Linked DNA regions of Mus musculus: region 2 is linked to region 1. A link is a loop called in an ENCODE intact Hi-C map of the cell type or tissue named here. Cell type or tissue: heart. All regions are shown on one strand.

Evidence for each region. Peaks named below come from ENCODE experiments on the same cell type or tissue, not always from the same donor. Only the 100,000 strongest peaks of a DNase experiment are listed, where the experiment ranks them.
Region 2: it touches region 1 in a loop (1.8-fold over the local background); 1 of 42 quality-filtered maps calls a loop at or near these places.

What each region holds. Positions count from the first base shown.
Region 1 is chr5:107,785,726-107,793,725 of GRCm38, forward strand. Evi5 (ecotropic viral integration site 5) reads right to left here. Exons shown (of 20, transcript NM_001378824.1): 17 at 4,637-4,783; 18 at 2,474-2,569. Among named protein-coding and RNA genes, the nearest start is that of Ube2d2b, 40 kb to the right of the region's middle. In heart, a CTCF peak has its summit at 3,986 (motif pointing right); no DNase peak of the experiment used is centred here; H3K27ac peaks cover 673 bases.
Region 2 is chr5:107,994,595-108,002,594 of GRCm38, forward strand. It overlaps Gm42150 (a long non-coding RNA gene), which reads right to left. Exons shown (of 3, transcript XR_880537.1): 2 at 740-886. Among named protein-coding and RNA genes, the nearest start is that of Gm42150, 4.2 kb to the right of the region's middle. In heart, a CTCF peak has its summit at 6,587; DNase peaks (open chromatin) are centred at 3,377 and 6,747; H3K4me3 peaks cover 623 bases; H3K27ac peaks cover 456 bases.

The DNA of each region.
Region 1 (8,000 bases):
GTTTCAAAAGCCTCTGTCAGGACTACTCATTCTCCCTGTCTCTTCTCTCTGGGGTTGCTGTTTGTGGATCAGGATGTAAAGTTCTCAGCTACTGCTCTAGCACTACACCTGTTTTCTTCCCACCATAATGACCATTGACTAACCCCTCAACTAATGTTCTCTTATGAGATGCTTTGGTCATGGTGTCTCCTCAGAGCACTAGAACAGTAACTAAGACAGGTGGCAATCTTTTGAAAAAGTCCATACAGATTTGTGTATAATTTAAGTAACTAATTTACAAGCCAGGCATGGTATCTCATACCTGCAATCACGGCAGTCTAGATGCAGAGAAAGGAGTACTTCTGGGAATTCTGGGCCAGCATGCACTACATAGTGAGTTCCAGGGCACCCTAGGCTATATATGGAGACTCTGTCTCAAAAAAAACCAAAACCAAAACAAACAAACAAACAAACAAACCTTAAACTAACATGCTAGCCAGTTTTATGTCAACTTGACACAAGGCCACATCTGGGAAGGAGTCCCAATTGGGAAAAGACCTCACACACCAGATTTACCTGTGAACAAGCCTCAGGTAGACTTTCTTGATTGATGATTGATATGGGAGGGCCCAGCTCATTGTGAGTGTTGATCCTGAGTGCTTTAAGAAAGCAGGCTGAGCAAGCTACGTGGAGTAGCCCTGTTCATGGTGTTCTTTAGTGGCTTCCACTTCAGTCTCTGCCTGGCCCTGACTTCTCTAGATGATAAAACTCCAACTCTGTTTGGTGTAACTAATACACCAAACAGACAAACAAACCCTGTAATACTTTGTTCATATAGGAAACTAACTTCTTTATCCTAGTTCATATAGGAAACTAACTTCTTTATCCTAGTTTATAAATTAAAGAAATAAAAGTGGGGCACGGGGCAGGACATGGTTCAGCAGTTAAGAGTATTTATTACTATTGTAGTGGACCAAGATTCAGCAGCCACATGGTGACTCACAACCATTTATAGTTCCAATTTCAGGGGGCCCAATACCCTGCTATGACTGCCTCATGGTTCAGAGATATACACACAGGCAAAATACTCAAACACGTAAAACAAAACAAAATAAAACTAGACCTTAAGGGGGAAAGTAGGATTCTCAACATTACTTTAGGGTGGGGCAGAAATTCAGCACTTGTAATCTCCTACTATAGCCTCACAAGTGATGGGAGTAAATTATCTTTTTTTAAATAAAACTGGCAGTGCAGAGACATTATAAAGTGTTACTCAAAAATGGACTGAGAACTATAACAAAAGCAAAACCCAAGTTCTTTGCTGAGATTTTGGACTTCAAAAAAATTAAAAGCTTTTGTGCATCAAAAACAACCATCTGTAGGGATCTGAAACTCTTTTGTGGGTTCTGTGATATGTAGGCCAAACATTATACACATAAAGTAAAAAAATAAATCTTAAAAAAAAGTGTCCAACAGAAGAAACAATGGAATTTTTGTGCTCTAAATTACGGATGTAAGAATGATATGTTTTACAGAAAATAGCATTGCAATTCCAAAAAAAAAAAAAAAAAAAAAAAAACAGAAGCACTGTTTATATAACCCAGTAGTTGTAGAGCATTCATAGAGCTGAGTGCAGGATGTCTGGCAGGTATTTACACATCTCTGGCCATAGCAGCATTGTTCACAACAGCAAAGGTAGATAAATGAAAGAATAGACAATATACTGCACATGCAATGAAGGATGCATTTAGTTTTAAAAAAAAGTATACACTGCATGAGTGAACCTAAGAACTTCATGCTAAGGGAAACGAGCCTGTCAGAGATGTCTCATGATCCCTAGATCATGAGATCATGATGTGGACAGATCCCTAGAGTGGTCAAATTCAGAGAGAAAAGACACTAACACTATAATGGTGAATGCCAGGGGCTATGAAAGGAAGGAATGTCAAGTTAGTATTTAATGGACACACTGAGTTTCATGCAGAAAATGAAGAAGTTCTAGATGGCATTGGTGGTCATATAACAGCATGCATGTTCTTAATGTCACAGAATAGTGAATCTTAAAAGTTTTATGCTATGTATAAATAAAAATGCCCCCAAGGCTGAGGAGATTAATCAATAGGTAGAGCACTTACCACTTACCTCTAGGGGGACCAGAGTTCAGCTCCTCAGCACCCACATAAATGTCAACTAAGCATGGTAGCTGCCTGCAATGCCAGCAGTCAGAAGGCAGAGATAAGGGATCCCTGAGGTAAGCTAGCTAGCAAGACCAACCATGCCAGTAAGAGACCCTCCCTCAGGAAATAAAGTGAACAGCAATGAAGACGTCCAGCTTCCATCTCTGGCCTCCACATGACCCCACCCCCACCCCCACCCCCACCCCCCCCCCCCCCCCGCACACACAAAAGCATCCTGAAGCAGACTAATATTGGCATCAGGAGGGAGGCAGACACAGAGAGGAAGGCCCACCTCTGCACTCCCACAGCATACATACCTGGATTTCAAGCTCAGCAATGTGCTGCTGCAGCTCAGCCACGGCCGCGATGCTATCAGCTTCCCGGAGCCGCACAGCCATGACTTCCTCCTTGTTCTACAGCAGCAAACAAGACACAGCAACAAAACAGGTGAGTTCAAAAAGCAAGCATTTTCAAAATATTAAGGTGTATAAACTGCACATTAGCATTACCCAGCAGTGTCTGAGCAGCCTGGTATAAACAACCACAACAAACAGGACAAAAACAACTTAGAAGTGGCCATTTATCAATTCAGATCAGGTTCTGCCTCCAAATGAACCTGTGTAAAATTTAAGAAAAAACTTTTGTGATTCAGGTGTTCGGGATTGTAAAACTGGGAATTATAGGCTTTTACTATTTAAAGTGAGAATATTCAAATTAATTTTGATATTCGAGTAGAGTGAAAATAATGTTAATACAAATACTATCCAGATACTTTATATAAGTGAAAAATGAGCTTTAAAGATTACTCAAAGACAAATCATAAGCCTTAATCACAAAAAACCTTAATGAAAATGAATCTACCTATATAACTAAGGGACTGGCTTCCTTGAAAAGTTACAGTTCTTATGGAATTGTTACACTTTAACAAGGGAAATAAACAGGTTACTGGGTGTCAGAATGACAATTAATACACTAACATTAATTCCAAGATCTGCAAAAGGCAATAGAGAAGGCTGAATCAACTTAGAGCTCGCACACAAGGGTATATCAGAGCTAGTGTCCTCAGTGTACTTCACAAGGCAAAGATGAACAAATAAAAACTAAGAAAAAAATCCTGTATCCATCTGCCGAGTCTCCTTTTCTGAGTCTTTATTCATTACTTAGAAAAATTCAAAACAAGTATCTTCATAACTGAACATTTTTTTTTATTTTGCTAACAGGTGCTAAAACAATATTAAATTCAGAAACACTGTTACCAAAATGTTTAAAGAAAACTGACATCCATATAGAGAAAATTAAATTTAATACTCTGTTAATGATGAATCGGCAAGGGCAATGTGGCATTACGGTCTGCCAGCTACCACTGTGACAAGTCACAGGGACGTAACCTCACTGTGCACTACCTTATTTCTAAATGAATCCAGTTGCAATTTAGAAAGGGTCAATTCTTCAAGTTAGTACAATTCTACTGCTGCCTACAGATTTCTTCAGTCTAAATTCTAACGGCCATGAATATTGATTAGGATGTAATTTCATCTCTGGATTTCAATGACACTGATAAACCACTCAAGCTTCACTCTTGGTTTTAATGACACCAGGACGAGTTGATGGAATTACAGCTTTATATGTGCCACTGAAAGTCTTATTTTTCATAGAATAATAAAGCTTGCATATATGAGACCTACCATCTGCTAAGGAGATTAGTACTTTCTGTTAAAAGTTTCACAACTTCCCTTCAGGAATCCGCACTAGGCCTCAGATGGCATGCATCTCTTTAGTGATTTTCACACACACTTGTGCGTGTGTGTCCGTGCTGTTCTCCACTTGATGGCGCCAGCCAACTGTCCTCATTACCTAAAGCTACTTAAGTTCCTTTCATAAAAAAGGAATTTATTTTAATGCAATTTATTTTGAAAGCTTAACAGAAATTGTGCTCATTTTTCTTAACCCACTTGCGCACATACATTTCTCCTGCTCTCTCTGTTACACAAAAACATTAGTTGTGACTGCCTGCCTGCTAATATGATGAGTCAAGGGAGGAACTTCAACCTCTGCAATTACCTGCATTTTCAGGTGAGCCATTACAAGCTGCATTTTAAAGGGCTAACCCTCAAAAGGCACATCACAAAGGAGCATTAGTTAAGACATTAACTTAATCAAGGTTAAGGTTAAAACTGAGGTTTCCTCCCTGAAACTTACCCTCTGAACAAAATGAGCTAACCTTGTCTGAGAACAACCACTAAAACAAGACCAGGAAAAAAGAAGGAAAATTTACTCTGGGTGTGGCACATGCCTGTGATCCCAGCAATAAGAGACAGAGGTAAAAGAATCAATGGGATTTTGAAGCCAGTTTGGTCTATAAAGCAAAATCCAGGCTAGCCAGGGCTATATATTCAAAGTCTGTTTTCAAAAACAAACAAAACAAAACCACAAAACCCAATCCTGATAAATGTATAAAGCCCTACTGCACTGACACTCACCTTGCATTCAATCTCTGCCTGTCTGCGCTTTGCCTCACTTAACTGGGCAAGCAAGCCCTTGTTCTTCACAGACAGCGAGCACACCTTCTCCTGCAGACTGTTCACCTCTTGCTCCGCTCTTCGAAGTTGGTTACTATTGATCTGGTTCTAGTGAGAAATGCAAATAGACACACTATAGATAAAGGATGGAAATTTTTAATAATTTTTTATCTGTCCATCTTATACTTCAACAGCCTTATAAAAAGTTACTTAAAATGTGTACTAAAATGGAAGAAAGATATACAACAGCTTTTTATATATTACTTATTTAAATTACTTAATTATATTATTATATTAGTATAATTTTAGTATAATAATCCTCCGCCAATTGTGTGGCATATGTAGTTCCTGTAATTGAAAGGATGAGGAAGGATGTTCAGTAAGAGTTTAAGGACAGCCTGGGCTACACAGTGAATCTGAGGACATCCCATTCTATATAGACCTCAAAAAAAAACAAAACAAAACAAAAAAAAACCAAAAAAACAAAAAGAAAGAGAGAGAGAGAGAGAGAGAGAGAGAGAGAGAGAGAGAGAAAGGAAAAGAAAAGAAAAGAAAAGAAAAGAAAAGAAAAAAGAAAAGAAAAATCTTTAAAAGAAAAAGACCTGAATTCTCCGAAAGAATATTACAAACTCTTAACCAACACATTAGCCAGGCATTGTTGCCCACACCTGCAATCCCAGTATTTAGAAGGTAGATGCAAGAAGGTCAGGAGTACTAGACCAGCTTTGTCTTTGTAGTGAGTTTGAGGTTAGCCTGGGCTACATGAGATCCTGCTTCAAAATGCTAGAAATACTAAAAATTCTAGACCTCAATATATCATTTATACAAAAAAAAAATCTATAAGCTTTGTCTTATGAGCTACCACTGAAGCACATAACTCTATTTCAGAGGGATGTTCCTTCAACACGGCTGCAAAGAATTTTCCAACAATGAAATACAAAACCACAACTTAAGACTTAATTGTGCGTGAGAACAGTGCATGACAAAAAAGAAGAGTATATTCTAATAATTTCTCATAGTGAGGTAATTTTATGACTTCAAATAAAATAAATGCTTAAATTATTAAAGATATAAAGGGAAGAAGAAAAGCATACTAAGAAGAGGAGCCATGAGAGGCCGTGCAGAAGTGGCAGAGCAGGGCAGGCCCAAAACCTCAGCACTTGAGACCCAAGATCAAGGCCACCCTGAAGAACACAGTGCCACTTCAAAGTCAGAGCAGGGGGAGGTGGAACAGTGAATTTGGCCAAAAATACTTTAATTTTTGAGCTACTGTCTTAGTATGTAGCTGGGTTAGTCTGGTACTCATAACCATTCTGGTTTTCCCTGCTGAATGTTGTAATTATAAATGTGTGTCACCAGGCTGGAGACATAGCTCAGTGGTTGAGAGCAGTCGCTGCTCTACCAGAGGAGCTGAGTTCAATTCCCAGCAACCACATGGTGGCTCACAACCATCTGTAATGGGATCTGATGCCCCCTTCTGGTGTGTCTGAAGACAACTACAGTGTGCTCATATACATATAATAAATAAGTCTTTTAAAAGATAATAAAGGTGTGTCATCATGTCTCTGAAATTTTGCAAATTTAAAAACTAATCAAATAAAATTTCTAAAAACCAATATAACTGCTGATACTAGGAATCCAATGAGGGCTGGAGCAACACCTCAGTAAGTTAAATGCTTGTCGTGTATGGCCACAAAGACTTCAGTTTTCATCTCTAACACCCAGCATAAAAGATGGGCATAGTGGCACATATCTGTAACCCCAACACTGGGGTGCAAACAGCAAGGGAAGACAGAGATAACGACCTCTAGAGCTCATTGGCACCTATCCTAGCCAATAAATGAACTCTAGGTTCAAAGGGAGACCTGTCCCAAAAAATAACATGAACAGTGATCCAGGAAGACACCCCAAGTCAACCTCTGGCCTCCATACTCACACCCAAACATATACAAATATGTACATATTCATAACACACACAATGAAAGGATTAAATATAAGATTAGGCATGAATACTGAAAAATATTAGTGTTGAAAAAGAATGTATAAGACACAGAAAATAAAAGAAGGTCCAATTTTTCAGCATTTTTAAAAAGCCATGTTAAGGTCCATTAATATTTGAGAAAATTTTATTCTTCCCCTGCCTGCCACAAAAAAAAAAAAAAAAAAAAAAAAAAAGAAAAGAAAAGAAAAGAAAAGAAAAGAAAAAAAAAGTGGGCAAAGTCTAGGCCTAGTTAGGTAAGGTTATATTCCCAGCTACTCAGGAGGCTGAGACAAGAGGATCACAAATTCCAAGCCAACTTGGACTATGCTGTGAAGTCAAGGCAAGTCCACGTGACTTGGTGAAACCATGACCCAAAGTAAGAAGAGGTTCAGAGTGCTAACGAAATATGCAAGTCAAGGAAAACACAGTATATATGAAGGAAAGAGAATGAAGGCACTTTCCAGCAAATATGTAATGCTTTAGAGATTGTTTTCAGCCTACAAAACTTTACTCAATTAAGTGCTCGTATAAGAATAAAGGCAACCTCAATTTCAGGAAGTCAGAGAAAGCCAAGTGGAATGATACACACACCTATAATCCTAGCTATTGCATGGATCATGAGTTTGAGGCCAGCCTGGGCAACAAAGAAGGAAGAGGGGAAGGGGAAGGAAGGAAAGGAAGGAAAGATGCAGCAGTCAGAATAAACAGAAGATTAGAAAGACCAAATCAAATGAACACTGAGCACAGACGACCACAGCGGCACCCAATCACCCAGAGGCTTACAAGCTGTGTACGAAATAATATGTAACATGCATGAACGCAGCAAGTTCTTCTGAGGGCCTGTTCAAAATCAAGATATAATTACTGCCTTTAGAATACATTTAACCAGGCAATTATTTCCAAATACCTCTGATACAAAAACAAAATGGAGGCTAAGGCTGAGGATTATCAGAAAACACCCTTGCCCCTCTAATTCCTTGCAACAGTAATAGAGGAATACTGCTGACTCCAGTCCCGACTCTAGGATATGACACAGAATACAGACAGGACAAAAGCTGTCTGGGAAACCAGCCCTCGTTCTGAAAATGAGGTAATGCCAAAGGAATTTGAACCCTGAAGTGCACTTCGCATAACCACAGAGCAAAACTCAGCTCAGCCCATCTGACAGTATTAACTCAAACTTGCCACATGAAAGGCCTGGCAGAGGGAAATATGTACCCATTGCTAGGCACAAAAACTATTTACCTTAGTTATTTATTGCCCTATACAAGATACCCAATTGCTGCTATCTAGCCCCTTCCCCATACTATGGATGTCTGTTTCAAGATAACCAATCTTTCTTGG
Region 2 (8,000 bases), 210 kb after region 1:
GTTTTGTTGGTTTTTTTTTTTTTTGAGACTGGGACTTACTTTGTAGCCCTGGCTGGCCTAGAACTTGCTGTGTAGAGCAGGCTGGCTTTAAACTCACAGAGAATCGCCACTCAGTACTAGGGTTAAAGGTATGTGCCACTACACCTATTGTCATAACTAGACTTTGTTCTGGTCTCTGTTTTAGAATTGAATTTCCAATGACCTACACAGTTCATTTGATCTCTGAATTTGGGGCCCTGTCCTGTTAGGTTATAGACCCAACAATCCTCAAACAGTTACCAGCTCTCGACCACCAGTTTGAGTCCCACAGCATCTCTCCCTGAATTTGATGGTTCTGTGTCAGCTTGAGCCTGGCTAGCTGCTGCCCTTGTGCCCTTCACTGACAACAGCTTTATGAACTTTATCCTGATATGAAATCTTAAACATGCCTGCTCACGCCAAAAATCCCAAGATCCAGCCTCATGCTAATGAATGTGTTCAGTACTGATTCTGAGGTAGGATAAAAAGATAGGGGAAAATTTTTTTTGAAATTGGGTCTTTGGCTGGCAAGATGACACAGTAGAGACAGGCTCTTGCCAAATAAGCCTACTTACCTGAGTTTGATCCCTAGAACCCATAAGGTAGTAGGAGAAAACCAACTCCTGAGAGTGTCTTACAGTTGGCACACATGGGCAGCAAGCCCCAGTGAAGCTCTCGTCTGTTTCCCACAGTGAGTTCACTACCATGCCACAGCATTCACCTGGGTGCTTGTGTTTCATAGGGAGCATCTGTGACCATCTCTTCAACAGCACCTCAACTCATTTTCTTCAGTAGTGTAGCCACTTTCAAGTTGCCTGTGCACCAGCAAAAAAACTTTCCCGTGTACATTCAAGCATCTCTAATAAACCTAGTGGGTCACAAATGAAAGATGTGACATTAGGATGGGCACTTGGGAAAGAAGAAGGGGTCCAGTGCAAGAGGCAGAGTGATGAGGAAGTAATGGGGTGCAATGACAAAAATACAGTATATACATATATGAAATAGAGAATAATACAGTGTATATATTTTCATATATATATATATATATATATATATATATATATGAATAGAGAATAATACAGTCAGAGAATAATAAAAAGTGTTTAACCTCCATATGGCTCAGTATAGCAAGAGTTTCTTTGACCTTTGTGGCCTTATCAGCCTGTATAATCTCCTTACAGAAAAAAAAAGTGGAGAGTCCTCTTAGGATCCCTTTGAACAACTTATGTAGTCAGGTGTGGTAGTGCACACCTTTGATTCCAGCACACAGGAGGCAGAGGCAGATGGATCTTGGAGTTCGAGACTAGCCTGGTATGTAGAGCAAGTCTTGAAACAGTCAGGGCTACACAGAGAAATCCTGAGGGGAAAACAAAAACAAAAACAAAAAACAAAACAAACACACAAAAACCAAAAACCAAGGAAGCAGGGTATATCACTGTATCACTAATCGTCATGGCTAGGCATTGGGCCAGCCTGGTAAATTAGTCAAGAGGACACATCCCTCTGCGGATGTGACTCAGTGCAGACAGAGCCTTGCCTGGCATGCATGAGGCCCTTGTTTAGTCTTCAGTATAGCTTACATCATAGAACAAGCACTCAAGAGCCAATGATAGGAAGAATCATCTAGAAACAAAAGATCTACCTAATGCATGTGTGGAAGGTTAGGCACACAGACAGTGACCAGAGAGACTAGGAGGCCAAGAGCCTTTCATCCCAGCACTCATGAAGCAGAGATGGGCAGATCTCTGTGAGCCTGAGGCCACCTGGTCTGCATAGGAAGTTCCAGGCCAGCCAGAGCTATCCAGTCTCAGCAAAACGGAACAAAATAGAAACAGAAGGCTTGAGAGACGGCTCCTTAGGTAAGAGTGCTTGCTGCTCTTGTAGAGAACCAGTTCAGTCCCAGCATCTGCACTGAGCAGTTCACAACTGCCTATTAACTCCAACTCCAGGGGATCTGATACCTTCTCCTGACCTCGGTAGGCACCCACCAAAACGTGCCATTCACTCTCACAGATGCATAAACATAAATAAAAGTATTTTTTAAAAATAATAAAATAAAATAATCTTTTCTTTTAATAGAAAGAAAGGCACCAAGACAGGAACCACACCCATGAGCATGGGTGTGGACCCCTCAAAGAGGAGTTGCCGTTATCAAAAGGCTGTAAACAGATGTTTTTGGTTTTGTTTTTCTTTTCTCTCTTTCTTTCTTTTTTTTTTTTTAAAGATTTATTATTATGTAAGTACAAGGTAGCTGTCTTTAGACACATTAGAAGAGGGCACCTGATCCCATTACAGATGGTTGTGAGCCACCATGTGCTTGCTGGGATTTGAACTCAGGACCTCTGGAAGAGCAGTAAGTGCACTTAGCGGCTGAGCCATCTCTCCAGCCCTTTCTTTTTCTTTTTAAAAACACTTTTAAAGGTTATTTTTCCTTTACGTTTAATTTCTTTGCTTTGTGTGTATGTATGCACATGTGCACCAGGGCACACTCATGTACCAGAAGGTACCTAGTGAAAGTCTGCTCTTTCCTTCCACCCTTTGGGACCCAGGAATCACACCTAGGTCATCAGGCTTGCTGGAGAGTCTTTACTTCCTGGGCCCTCTTTTTACTTTTTGATAGGTGAGGTTATCCATGACTCCAATGGTCTTGGATGGATTTTATCTGATAAAGTAAAACCGGAACCTGACAGGGCTGTACAAGACTTTGTATATGTCCTTTCCTTGTAAAGTATTTTCTGGTGAGGTTTTAAGAAAATTGCCGGTCTGTAGACAGGAAGGGAGGAAGGCCTCACACATTTGCCAATTGTGCTGTGATTTTTTTTTCCTTCTCAGATGGAGGAGGCTTTAGCCAGGCTTTGGGGTCAGGAGCTCCTTTCCTTTGCAGGCTCCCACAGCTCTTCTTTCTTTCTTTCTTTCTTTCTTTCTTTCTTTCTTTCTTTCTTTCTTTCTTTCTTTCTTCCTTCCTTCCTTCCTTTCTTTCTTTCTTTCTCTCTTTCTCTCTTTCTCTCTTTCTCTCTTTCTCTCTTTCTCTCTTTCTCTCTTTCTCTCTTTCTCTCTTTCTCTCTTTCTCTCTTTCTCTCTTTCTCTCTTTCTCTCTTTCTCTCTTTCTCTCCTGTCTGTGAGTAGTCTCAGCAAGAGGTCAGAGCTGTGGAGGTCAAGTACCAGGCAGAGAATTCCCCAAGGAAGTCCTCATTCTCAGGCGAAACAGTGTCTGGAAATAACGTTCACTCTTGCGTAAGGGACATGGGTTGCTCTGGACTGGCCTTTCCTTTTCCTACTGCTAACAAATGGTTTGGCTACACAACATGAGAGCTGCCAATTTCCTTCACTTTTGGGCAGTGTCCGCTGCTCTCTCTCTCCCTGGGTACTATAAAGTTCTTAATCGGGACCAGCAGATGCTTCTGCACTGATTCTATTTTGGCAAGAGACTCCGAGCATCTGGGGACAAGTTGAGAACTGGAAATAGATCCTGCCCATTGACTCAGCCTGACAGGACGGCTTGCTTCTTAATCCCACACCAAGTAAGGACTTATCAGTGGGGAGGACATACTAGTGGATCCCTCTCTGGGTCTGGTTTTGTTCCAGAGGTGTCTTTTATATTGAAACAGAAGTAGGGACAGCTGGTACAATGTTATATTCTCCCTCTTGAAAACTAACAAAGTCATATAGTTCGAAAGTCTGGTGACATTCCTCCTCCTGTGAAGCAGGAATTTCACAGAGCACTACCCCTCTTTAGGCCATCTGGGGAAGCAATCTCTCGTCTCACAGAGTAGAGGAGCTCAAGGTCTACTTCCTTCCTTTAAGCTAGAGAGCTTGTCATTTCATCCACCCTAGGGTAAAGGTCTATATTCCTGTGATGATTTGTATATTCTTGGGCCAGGGAGTGGCACCATTTGGAGGTGTGGCCTTGTTGGAATAGGTGTATCACTATGGGCGTGGGCTTAAGACCCTCACCCTAGTTGCCTGGAAGTCAGTCTTCCACTAGCAGCCTTTGAATGAAGATGTAGAACTCTCAGCTCTTCCTGCGCCATGCCTGCCTGGATACTGCCATGCTCCCACCTTGATGATAATGGACTTAACCTCTGAACCTGTAAGCCAGCCCCAATTAAATGTTGTTTTTATAAGACTTGCCTTGGTCATGGTGTCTGTTCACAGCAGTAAAACCCTAACTAAGACAATTCCATTTGTTTGGTCTTTTGAAACAATGTCTTAGGCTGAATCCCAGGCTGGCCTGGGACTTACTGGGTAGACCAATGCTGTCAAACTTTCAGTAATCCCCCTGCCTCTGCAATGTTGGGATTACAGGTGGGAATCATCACGCCTATCTCAAAAACTTAACATTATCTGATAGGTAAATTACATTCTATTCCTGCTTTACCTGCAAGAATTGATAGCAAAAGCGGGAACATTTGTTTACAAGGAAATATTCCTTTACCATTGGATTCATGAATAAAGATTGATGCATCCCATCTTTCCCTCCTAACCCTTTCCCTGCTGTAAACTCTGACAGCTCTGGTCAACCAACAGTGTCCCTGAGGTGCCCTGTGGTGAGGAATCTTCCCCCCACCCCCCAAGATTTATTATTTCATGTATGAGTGTTCTATCTGCATATACACCTGCATGCCAGCATAGGGGATTATATCACATTATAGATAGTTGTGAGTCACCATGTGGGTGTTGGGAATTGAACTCAGGACCTCTGGAAGCCAGTACTTTTAACCAAAATAGAATCAGTGCAGAAGCATCTCTCTAGCCCAAGGGTTCTTTAAATGAATGTGGATCCCATTACCTCAGCTTGGAGCCCAGCTCTAGAGGTTCTGACTAAGTAACCTTAGATAAGTTACACGATTTCTAGTTTTTGCTTCTCTAAACTAGTGTGATATTTAAATCCCAGGTTGTATCTGAGAGTGTCTGGGGATTAATTTTAGTAGAGAAGCACTTCCTGGCACGCACAAATTCTGGATTCCATTTCTATCATATATATAGTGTCTCACATACTACAGATATTCTACCAGCTGTCCTGAGGATGAGACGTTGTTCTCATAAGTTTTTGATCACAGAACAGTTTGCACCTGAGATTGTCCTGTCATGATACACAATTTGACTTGTGGTTTTTGGGTGCTGGGGAAATAATCATGGTCTTATAAATGTTATTACACAGCATTTATGTTTATTAAACATAAATGTTTCATCCCTGACTTTAAAAAAAAAAGTCACCTGGATGTAATGATTCACACTTGTACTTCCAGCCCTTGGGAGGCTGAGGTGGGAGGATTGCTGCAAGTTAATGGCTGGCCTGGGCTATAATGTAACACCTGGCAGAGAGAGAGAGAGAGAGAGAGAGAGAGAGAGAGAGAGAGAGAGAGAGAGAGAGAGAGAGAGAGAGAGAGAGAGAGAGAGAACATTGCTATGTAGAGCTGTGATCTTAGCACTTGGGAGAGAAACAGGAGAATATCATGCTACTGCTACATCTATTTGATATGCATAATTAATGTGTTAAATTAATAGAACAAAACCTTTAAAAGTTAAACTAGGGATGGTAAGATGGCCCACCTAGGAAAAGCATTCACCAAGCAAGCTTGATGGCATGAGTTCAATCCCTGGAGTCTACATTAAAATGGAAGGAGAGTCGTGACTTCCAAAAGTTGTTTTTCTTCATCTATACACACATATATATATACACACAGGCATGTTATTAATAGAGGGAGAGGGAGGGGAAGGGAGACAGAGGGGGAGGAGAAGGAGAAGAGGAGAGGAAGGAGGAGGAGGAGAGAAGAAGAAGAGGAAGAGGAAGAAGAAATGAAGATATTTGGCAAAGGGAAAAGTTAAAAGGTAGGAAAGATAATGAGGCATGGATAGAAAGAGAAAATTATAGGAACATGCGAAGGGAAAGGGGCCCTTGACCCCAGAGTGTGGCTGAAGCTTCCTTTTAGCAGCTGAATTCTCCCACACAGTTAACAATGGCTTAAGGCCTTCCTCCCTTTCCAGTTGTAAACCTGCCATTTTCTAGAAATCTCACTTAAAACTCCTTTTACCGCTTCTGCAGTCCCGAGGGCTCCTGGCTAAAAACCGTGACATTGTACAATATCGATAGTTCACCATGCTGGGCTGGGACTCTCCCTTGCGGAGTCACATTTGGGTATGTCGTGCTTTCTGCAGCTTTTCTTTAAGAAGACCATGTCCTCGCCCTTAGGTGTGCTTTTATTTTTTTTCAGGGCTGTCTTTCTTTCTAACTTTAATAAAATCCCAGGTCTGTGTCACACTCACTAGTCCTGAAATTCTTTTCTAAGTTCCAGAACAATCAAGGGAGCGCCTCTGGATGCTAAGGATAACAGAGTGGAGCTGTGCCTTATTCCCTCAGTGCTAACAGTAATACCTAGGGTTAAGAACATATCATCTTGGACTGGAAAGATGCCTCAATGGTTAAAAGTGCTTGCTGTCAAGCCTGATTGATAGGTTCCTGTTTAAAAAAAAAAAAAAAAAAAAAAAAAGACTACACTTTCCAGCGTCCCTTGCGGCCGGAAGGGCGGGACTATGGAAGGAAATGTAATGCAGTAAATTTTACTCCCTTATAAAGGTCGCTGTTTCTCCTCTCCCGCGCCCTTTTAAGCATTCTCTCCTCCACGTGTATGGTATTTGATATATGGCTCAGTTTCCCGTAGTGAGATTTATGCTCCCTCGGTGTGTAGTCAATAAACATGTTTCCGTCTGCGTAAGGCCAGACGTGCTTCTCTTTTTCTGCCTTTGCATCTCTTGAAGATGCATCAGAATCAGGTGGTAGAGGTACACACCTTTAATACTAGCACTTGGAAGGCAGAGGTAAGCATATTTTTTCTACGTTCGGGGCAGCCTGATCTACAGAGTGAATTAATTACACGACAGCCTGAGCTACACAGTGAAACCCTGTCTTAAAAAAAGAAAGAGAGCCGGGCGTTGGTGGCGCTCGCCTTTAATCCCAGCACTCGGGAGGCAGAGGCAGGCGGATTTCTGAGTTCGAGGCCAGCCTGGTCTACAAAGTGAGTTCCAGGACAGCCAGAACTACACAGAGAAACCCTGTTTTGAAAAACCAAAAAAAAAAAAAAAAAAAAAAAAAAAAAAAAAAAAAAAAAACAAGAAGAAGAAGAAAAGGGGAAAAAAAAAAAGCATCAGAAATCTAACACACATGTTCTGAGGATTCAGTCCTTGGGATCTACATGGTAGGAGAGAACTGATTCTCACAAGCTGCACAAGCTGTCCTATGCTCTGAGCTCCACATGCACACGGTGGCACATGGTACCGCACATAATAAATACAATATAATCTTTAATATAGTATACTAATACCTAAGTATCTAAAATTTACTTCTAAACTTCTGAATAGGCACAACTGTGACTCATTTTTTCAGGGAAGACCAAATCTATTACAAGACTTCGGTGTCCAGAAAAAAATGAAGCAAGAATCGGGATCTGGGAAAGGGCAGCAGGTGTTGTGTGTGGCTGAGGAGGTGATGAGAAGCTCCTGAGGCTGTCCCCTAAGAGGCAAAAAAATGAATGAAGAAGATAGGGCTTCAATCAGCGCCAAGCCTGCCCCCCCTGCCCCCCTCCCCCGCGCACGCGCACTTGTGAGGCAGCGCTCACTCCTTCACAGTCCTGTGGAGCCTGCTGTAGGAGTCAAAGCACACCCTCCCAAACTGAAGAAACTTATGGACAAGAAGTTATCATTGAAGTTAAACGGAGGCAGACACGTACAAGGAATGCCACAGGGCTTTGATCCCTTTATGAACCTTGTGATTGATGAGCGTGTGGAGATTGCAAATGGTAGGCAACAGAATAACATCGGAACGGTGGTCAGGTGGGGAAATGGCATCATCATGTCAGAAGCCTTGGAAAGAGTAGACACTGTCCAGCAATGGCGTCCACATCCCTCCCCAAAGGGCCTGTTTGATTGTGCTGTAGAATTGGGTCATGTACATTTTCATATGAAACTTTTTGCAAAATAAACTT